Linked DNA regions of Homo sapiens: all the other regions are linked to region 3. A link is a contact called in ENCODE Hi-C or POLR2A ChIA-PET data. All regions are on one chromosome and are shown on one strand. Each heading gives the region's core, a stretch centred on a gene start or an enhancer-like site at or near the end of the contact. The rest is flanking DNA. Distances are from core to core; before and after follow the strand shown. Region 1 overlaps ZMIZ1 (zinc finger MIZ-type containing 1). Region 2 has its middle 33 kb from the start of PPIF. Region 3 holds the start of TMEM254-AS1 (TMEM254 antisense RNA 1).

Evidence for each region. A loop is a pair of places that touch in the nucleus more often than their neighbours do. ChIA-PET counts read pairs that join two places held with the same protein, here RNA polymerase II (POLR2A). Pooled maps may share reads with other maps.
Region 1: a loop to region 3 is called in a pooled map, with 6 times the contacts of the local background. The contact joins the enhancer-like site here to the promoter of TMEM254-AS1 in region 3. A Hi-C loop is called at or near these places in 5 of 50 pooled maps. POLR2A ChIA-PET finds 5 or more read pairs at or near these places in 2 of 52 experiments (BJ and PC-3).
Region 2: a map of chondrocyte shows a loop between it and region 3 (5-fold over the local background). The contact joins the enhancer-like site here to the promoter of TMEM254-AS1 in region 3. A Hi-C loop is called at or near these places in 2 of 168 maps with a recorded cell type or tissue (PC-3 and chondrocyte) and 2 of 50 pooled maps.

Annotation. Positions count from the first base shown.
Region 1 is chr10:79,285,145-79,287,905 of GRCh38, reverse strand. All of the region lies in intron 8 of ZMIZ1 (zinc finger MIZ-type containing 1), which reads right to left. Among named protein-coding and RNA genes, the nearest start is that of PPIF, 61 kb to the left of the region's middle. RefSeq lists enhancers at 634-1,284, 1,119-1,738, 1,285-1,935, 2,149-2,338 and cis regulatory regions at 1,063-1,563, 1,072-1,572, 1,088-1,588, 1,186-1,686, 2,174-2,674. Within about 2 kb of position 1,450, at least 23 of the 41 ENCODE cell types and tissues checked have a DNase peak (open chromatin) inside an H3K27ac peak, as active enhancers do.
Region 2 is chr10:79,378,968-79,381,816 of GRCh38, reverse strand. No RefSeq gene overlaps it. Among named protein-coding and RNA genes, the nearest start is that of PPIF, 33 kb to the right of the region's middle. Within about 2 kb of position 1,321, at least 21 of the 41 ENCODE cell types and tissues checked have a DNase peak (open chromatin) inside an H3K27ac peak, as active enhancers do.
Region 3 is chr10:80,077,721-80,080,549 of GRCh38, reverse strand. TMEM254-AS1 (TMEM254 antisense RNA 1) reads left to right here and starts at 1,357. Exons shown (of 4, transcript NR_027432.1): 1 at 1,357-1,823. TMEM254 (transmembrane protein 254) reads right to left here and starts at 1,885. Exons shown (of 4, transcript NM_025125.4): 1 at 1,764-1,885. The coding sequence starts at 1,850.

The DNA of each region.
Region 1 (2,761 bases), core at 201-2,700, 790 kb after region 3:
ATATTTTTTTGATTATTGTCTGTCTGCCTCTAGAACAGCTCTGTGACGGCAGAGACTTTTGTGCTTAGGACCCTGGTGCAAGTTTCCTCACTCAATCTCCTCATCTGTAAAATGGGCATCAGATGATACCTCCCCACTCTACTCTGTGTTTTCCAACTGTGGGTTACAGAATCTGAGCAGGTGATGACATCCAACCAGCAGGGGAGAAAAAAGCATCAACTAGAAAGTGATGGAGTGTGAGCACACAATAAAGATGAAGATTAGTCCTTGAGCTTCTGTCTTGGTTTTATACACAAATACATGTGCACCTTGGGTCAAGGTGTCGTATGTGTATTTATCGTGGATCTTGGTCAAATAGGTTTGAACACAGGTTCAGCAGCCTAAATCTGATGTGGCTCAAAGAGGAGAATGCAGTCAAAGGGCTTTCCCAACTGAGCGCTGCTCGTGATTTCTGGGGAAACTGCAGGACTCGCATTTGGAGTAGAGGAGCTGTACTCAGGGCACTCAGTTGGCCAGGCACAATGATGGGTAGTGGCTTGTTGAAGATCCAGATGCTTGGGCCAAAGGTGACAGATAGCGACAGACTCTGCTCTCCAGGTGGCGGATTGGAGACTGGGAGCCCAGAGGGAGTGGGCAGTGCAGAGAAACACAGGAAAGTAGCCATGAGCCTGCTCCTCAGGAAGGCTGGGCTGGAACAGCCTCTGTCTCCCAGGGAGGTCACTGGGGACCCGGCACACCACCTGGTTCCAGACTGGCACACCAGAGTCTCACAGGGAGGCTCTACAGGTCACGCTTTTACAAAACAAAGAGGAGATCCCCTGGACACCTGCTGTCCTCAAGGCCCATGTCCTAGGTGTGCTGGATGACCAGAGGGGGTCCCCTACATCTGAACAAAACCCAAGCCTGAGTGGCTTCTCGCCCCAGAACTTCTGCCCCACAAGTTCCCACCAACCCTCCAGGCTGATGGCCTTGAGACGGAAGTTCCTATCCTTTGAGAACATGCCTGGCCAGGCTCAGGAAATGAACCCCCATGGGAGGCCCCAGGGGCCGGCAGGGCCCTGCCTGTGGCCAGGGAGTGGGCAACTGCTGCCTCATCACCTCAGCCCAGGACGCTACACAGGCCCACGAACAAGCTCCCAACTGCCCTGCAGCTCCGTGGGTGAGCCTTGTGGGCGGAAACCAGCTCCTTCCTGTTTTGTCCCCTCTGCCCCAAACTTGGTGAGAAGCAAAGCTAACCAACGTTCCCAAACTGGCCATCCCACTGCCTGGCTGGAAGGTTTGCCGCCCCAGAGCAAAGATGCACGCAGGCATATGGAGGACACATCCGTGCACACACGCGAGGCCCTGCTGGCATGCTGCCCGTGCACTGGGGAAGAGACAGGCACAGCGTGTGGGGCAGTCTCAGGACTAGCTTGCCTCCACACGCACCTGCTGCAGAAGCAGAAGTGGCAGCCGCACCGACAGGACCGTGACTCATCTCATTCTGGGGGAGACGGGCTCCTGCTGTCGCAGAGAAGGCTCTCGCCCCCGCAGGCCCCCACAGCAGCCCTGCTGATGTGACGCCACTGCCTAGACTCAAGATACCACCACCGGGGGAATGCCTGGTCCCTGTTCCCAAGGATGAAGGACCAAGCAGACCCCTGGGCTGCTACCAGAAAGGCATGGCCTGGCTGGGATGGGAGGAGGGTCTGGAGGGTGCCTGAGAGCCCTTCTTCTCTCCGACGAGCACAGTTTAACCTGCAGACTTGCTTCACCTGGTCACAGGTGCTTGGCATTTTTTAATAATTCTGTCCCACTCTGTACAACCCTAATCCAGCATGGCCTGCCCAGTATCACACCATAAGCTGCTCCCAGCCACAGTCCTGTCCAGCCAAAACGGCCCCAACAATCCTGCTCCACCCACAGAAGCACCAAGGCCAGAAGCCATCTGCAATGTCAGCAGCAACGGTTCCATTTGCCAACTGCTCCCTAATACAGGGGCCTCTGTGCCTCTTCTCAGGCTGGCAAGTTCCATCCCACCTTGAAAATGCCATTCATCCTTTCCAGGCTCTTCCAAAGGCCACCTCCTCCGGGAAGCCCTTGCAGAAGGTACTGAACTCCACTGGCTCTTCGCATTCCTGGCAAGAGTGAGAACCCTCTGCCTTCTCCCTTCTGCCTCAGGAGCTGTCACTGATTTCTTGGGCTCCCTGAGCCAAGCATGATGTCTTCACACACCAATAGGGCTCAGGAAACCTTTGCTAAACAAAAAAATGTGCCAGGGAGAAACCACCTCTCTGCACTCACCCTTGGAGTGATGCTGAAAATGAATATGTCCATTTCGTTAAGCCTGATGACCGACCACCTACACAGTGTGTCTGTGGCCACATGGCCACTGGGGCCCAGAAAGTGAGAGAAGGACACAGAGGGAAGCGATGAAACCACTGCTCACTCTCTGTATGCCTCAGCAACCTCATCTATGAAATGGGGCTGATTCAGCCCCTCCCTTCGAAGGCTGCCGTGAGGGTTAAGTGTAAGTGCCTAACATGTATGAGGCCCAGAGTCCCGCACACCTTGGACACCCTGAAACTGCTGGCTGCCGCTGTTACTGTTGTTCTGATTTACTGAGTGACTTCTAGATGCAAGGAATTTTGTGAAGTGGCCTTCACCTAAGAACTCATTCAGTGCCCCATTAAGTGGGCCCAACAGATGCCCATCTTAGAAGCTGGGGCTCACAGAGGTAGCAGAGCCAATCAAGGGCAAGGCTGCCGGGTCACCAGACCGT
Region 2 (2,849 bases), core at 72-2,571, 700 kb after region 3:
CAAGACTATCAGCAGCCACCCACCTGCAAAGCCCAGCATCGGCTCTTGCTGTTCTCAACCTTGCTGCTCACCTGAGTCACCTGCGGGGCTTTAAGAACATCATGCCTTGGTCCCACCCCAGGGAGGCCAAGGAAGTGGTCCAGGGTGTCTGAGTTTGTAAAGCCCCCCAGCTCAGTCCATTGTGCATCCAAAGTTGAGCAGCACTGGACTTCAGATGGTCCCTAGTGTTCCTGTGGGACCCACGGTGATGGGGAGGAGGCAGGGGGCAGAGAGTCCTGTCAAGGGGGCGCCCGGTCCTCAGCTCCAGCCAACTGTTGCTATCTATGAATGTTGTTGCCTGGGGAGGGAGGGAGGGGCAGCAGGAGAAAAACTGGAAATCCCAGTTGTTATGTGAAATTTTCCATGTTTTAAATTTTGGCAACGAGTTAAAGAGTTAACTGGATTTTTGAATAGTGTAGAAGTCAAAGCACATCCCTATGGGCCATCCCACGGCCCCTGACTGTGGCCTCTGAGATGGAGCAGAGAAAACAAAATGCCAGTCCTTGGGGTCAGGGACCATGGATGTGAAGGGGGAGGGAAAGGCAGGAACAGAGGCCACCAAGGCCAGACCTCCTGTCTTATTTGGGGTACAGAGCAAATCCCAGAACAAAGCCCCTTCCTGCTGATTTGCATCTAGAGAATTCCCTGCGCGGTGCCTGCCCTCAGTGTGTGGAATGGCCAGAGTCACTGGCCTGAAAGCAGGTGGCTGCCAGTCGGGCCCAGCAAGGGAGTGGAGAGGGGACCCATCTCCGCCAGGGTGAGAGGAGAATGGACCCCCTCCTCCACACCATGCCCTCTGCCAGCTCAAGTCCTCCAGCAGCCTGGGTGGGGCTATTGCTCTTCTTGGGCAGATCTGAGGAAACAGAGCCGGTGTCTGTCTCAGGGTCCTCCTGTCCCCTTCAGCACTGCCACCAGGCCAGCCCTGCCACCCCAGCTGTGTGACACTGGGTGGCTTTCCCCCTCTCCAAGCCCCAGCTCTCCCCGGGGTGTTGTGTGGATAAGACAACCCACTGAACACAAGACAAAGCGCACTGCTTGCACCCAGGAGGGGCCCGGGGAGTGTGGGTCTCCTGTTCCCACTGTCTGTGGCTCAGGCAGAAGCATCCGACCAGTGATCACACCAGGGATTCCGCAGGGAGCCAGGCCTCGAACCCAGGGCCCCAGGTGCTTTTGCGCACCCAGTAAGCATTGACTGGGCACCCATGCATGTTGAGGCTGGGGCTTCAGGGCTGTTATTTGATGACATGCCCTTGTCTTTGAGTGTGTGGCAGTGTGCATGCGCCTGTGTGTTTGTTTTGTTTTGTTTTCTGTGGAAAGAACACAAACCCAAGGCAAACAGCCTGCATTTCAACATCTCCTGGAGCCGTGGAAACCAGTAACTCCCTGGACAGGAAGGATTTCCGGTTGGACTCAGTGCCCATATCCAGAGGCAGCTGGCTGCTGAGGACCCAGGAGAGAGCAGAGTCCACCAAAGAAATGGCCGGCAAGGGATCCAGAGAGGGTGGCCCTGCTCTGGGCTAAAGCTGAGGCCCCACCGGGAAAGGTCTCACCTAGCACACTCACCCAGCAGGCAGGTGGCAGAGCCAGGATTTGATTGAACTTGGAGTTCTCACCTCCCAGTGCAGCGTATCAGGGCAGAGCTGGGACAGACACAGAGTTGCAAAGGTCAGACCAGGAGTGAGGGTCCAGGGCTGGGTGGTCTCAAAGGGCAAGAGACCAGGCAGGAGGAAGGGAGGTGGGGTAGGTTGGTGCCAAGTGGTGATGGTTGCCAGGTTGTGAGGAGCCCCCTTGGCATCTGCTCCAGACACAGAGAGGGGAGACCTGGCCTGGGGAGAGACAGCGGGAGCTCAACCGCCTGAGCACCAGAGCCCATCGGGAGCCCAGGGCCCCCCCTGGCAGGACCCTGACAAGGCTCTACTTGGAATGTGTGACACAGAGCCTCATGTCCTTATCTGTAAGCTGGGGGCAATCAGGACACACTGAGTGGCAGGAGACACCTGGGCAGCTCCCGCACACAGCCCTGGGGTGGCCACCTCTCTCCCACCAGCCCCCACTGTGGTGCTGAAGCTCCCAGGCTCAGGCTACCAGCCGGCTTCTGCGCTGGACTCCGGCCATAGGCTGGAGTTCCTCCCGGTTTTCTGGCCTCATGCATCCTCCTAACAGTCCTGGCAGAAGCCAGGGCAGAGAACAACATGTCAGTATGTCGGGTGCATAAACTGAGGCCTGGGGAAGCCCTGCTGCCCCAGATTGACAAGCAGGGACCTCCACCACACCCTTCAACCTCCACTGTCTGCGCTGTTTCCGATCCTGACCAGGGCCACCGAGCGGATTCCCACCAGCCTGTCCAGTCCTTCCTTCAGCAAACAGCTGTCTGTCAGTGTGTCCTGGGACCTGGCCCAGAGCTCTGAGCTAAGCCTGGGACCCATAGTCTGCTGGGGAGTCAAGCCCCCACCTGCCCTCCTCAGAGACCCTGGTCCTCCTCCCTACAGCCTGGTAAACCCAGGGCTAGGCATCTGAATGCCACCCTTCCAGGGGCTGCCTCCTGTGCAGCCTGTGCCCGGCTCCTGCCCAGGTGTTTGGAAGTGGGGAGAAGGGGCAGGGAATACCCCAGATGAAGGGAATGAGGGCCGAGGTGGGCTTGCCATCTCTCCAAAGTCAGGTGTCCTTGCTACTCCCCCAGAGAACTGGAGGGAGCCAAGAACGGGCTGCGCTTGGGTATAAAGGCCACTCTCGACACTTTCCCTGCCGTTTGTTCTGAGGCTGGATCCCAACTGAGATGTCAGGGCCACTTGCTTCCCCCTGCCCACACA
Region 3 (2,829 bases), core at 108-2,607:
CCAAACCTCTGTTTAATTTAGAATTCCTTTCTCGGCTTTCCCTTTTTGTACGGCTAAAACTGAGAATGATCCACTGCATAGAGATGGAAAATAAGTGAGATAAGGTTGTGACATTTTAATAGCAACTGCTTAATCACATAAATTTTTCGTAATCTTAACTTTCAGCCTCTGTATTGTAACTTCTGTCAGCTAAGACTTTTCTGAGAATAACTCAACAGTTTCAAAATGTATTGTCCCATTCAAATCTTTGTCAAGAGCAGTACTACCTCTCTCACGATGTTGTTTCACATCTGAAAGTTAAATAATGCACAAATATCACTGCATCCTCCCAAACCAAAGGGAAAGGGGAGCATCTGCCAGCTCCACAAGATCCCAATTTGAAGTCCCCAAAGCTTTCCTCCAACTATATTCTAACTAGTCACAGACACTAAATCGTAGAACAGAAATGCACCTTTGAAAATTTTCAGTTCAACACCTCCATTGTACATATGGGGAAATCAGGACATAGGTTGTCAGATTTGACACCAACAAACAACACTGTGGACAAGACAAATCTCCAATCTCCAGGATCTATTGGTATACCCAAATAGCTTCGCCTTCCTTCAAAATTTTACCACCTTATCACTTGACGTTAGGAGTTCGAGGCCAGCCTCACCAATACCCATGTCTACTAAAAACACAAAAAAATAGCTGGGCATAGTGTAATCCCAGCTACAGGTAAAGACATGAGAATCGCTTGAACCTGGGAAGCAGAGGTTGCAGTGAGCCGAGATCGCCCCACTGCACTCCAGCCTGGGTGACAGAGCGAGACTCCGTCTCAAAAAAACACAAAACTACCACCTTAGCCCCCAACCTACTTTTCCACGCATCTTTCTCGTTATCCTTTAAACAGATTATTTCTCAGCCAAACAAACGTCGCTCTTTTTCTAGGTACAGCTTTCTTCTTGCTTCCACACCTATGTCAGAACAGTTATAGCCTCTTTATCCTCCCTTACCACTTAAATCCTACCCATCCTTTAGATTTATCCCCGTTTTCCAAACAATTCCTATTGGCTCAAACATTCTGCTTCGGAAGCCCTATTCTGACTTGGCAGGCCTATGGCAGTCTGTTAACTTGACTTTCCGCTTCGTGAGAGGCTTAGGCTCGGATAACCCGTTAGTAACCATGCAGAGGTGAGGACCCAAAGACAGGAACACTAGAAAGCAGAAACTATCCTAAGAGCCCACCGAATTTCCGCTTACATGAGTAACCGAGACAACCGTCAGATGCGCGTGCGCACAGGCCCCGTTCCCAGAGCTCCCCTCGCCCTACGAGGGCCCGGCGGGCCAAAACAGAGGCCCGCCCCGCCCCACCCCACGCCTCACCGCGAAGTAGCCCAGCCCCAGGACTGTGACCAGAGAGGGCAAGGGTCTTGCTGGACGGAAATAGGCGGTAGCCGCATTGCTGGCCTCCGACTTCACCATCCTCTTGAAAAACCCAGACACAGAGTTGGCTGGGAGCTCCCCAGCCGTCCCCGCCCCCATATAAGAAAAGCCTGGCTAGCCGGTTTCTCAGGGCCCTGGGCGCCCGCCCAAGACCCTGGCGGACCAGTATGCTTGCTCTCATTGCGGAGTCTGGTCCCCTCCCCTCCGCTCCTAGCGCGCGGGAGTCGGGATTGTGCTTGCACGACTTCCCCCGGCCCGCGGCCTGTGAGCCCAGGTCCTGGGGTGAACCGAGCGCTCGCTCGTTCGTCAGACCGTAGCGCTCCAGCGGCTGTCCTTACTGTGTAGTAGCCAAAGCTGAGGGTGATGACTGTGAACCAGAACAGACTGCCTCGCTGAAAGTAGGTCGCGCCGGCTGCCGTAGCCATGGCTGCAACACCTCCCCGGGAGCGCGCTTCAGGACACCGTCGAGCGCGAGCGCGGAGGCAGGGCCGGGGCCGGCCCGCGCTCCCTCGCCATCCCCGCAGGGAGAAGATGGTGCTGGTTGGGAAGTCCCTGAGAGCGAGTCTCCCTGTCTGGCCCCAGTACAGGGGCCTTGGAATCACACCTGGGCTCAGGTCTGGAGGGCTGGTCATCATCTTGTAGGGGAGACACTCCTGTCACTTTTCTGGGTTTAAGATAAAGATGTTCGGGCTGGCGCGGTGGCGTGTCCCTGTAATCTCAGCACGTTGGGAGGCTGAGGTAGAAAGATCCCTTGAGCCCAGGAGTTTGAGACCAGCCCGGGTAACATAGCTAGACTCTGTCTCGAATGAATGAATGAATGAATGAGGTGTTGGAATAAATTCCAGCAATTTGGGAGGCCGAGTCGGGCAGATCACTTGAGGTCAGGAGTTTGAGACCAGCGTGGTCAACATGGTGAAACCCCGTCTGTACTAAAAATACAAAAAATTTGCTGGGCGCGGTGGTGCCTGCCTGTAGTCCCAGCAACTCCAGAGGCTGAGACAAGACTCTCTTGAACCTGAGAGGTGCAGGTTGCAGTGGGCCCAGATCACGCCACTGCACTCCAGCCTGGGCAACACAGCAAGACCCTGTCTCAAAAAAAAAAAAAAAAGATGGTGTTTTACTAAGAGTCTAATTTTTGAAGTTCTCTGTGCTGTGCACCTTGAGAAATAATGCTGTCCTCATTAGTTAAGATGTTTGGAACTATACAGCACCATGGTTATGAGCAGGGACTGTGAAACAGGCTGCCTGGATTTAAGTCCTGGCTCTGTCTCGGCTATTTGTGTAAGCTTAGATTAATTACTTAGCCCGGCTGTGTCTTAGTTTCTGTATCTGTAACATGAGGATATGCCAGTTTTGGGAACCTCAGGGTTTTTAGGGTGGGTTAAATGAGTTGATATCTGTAAA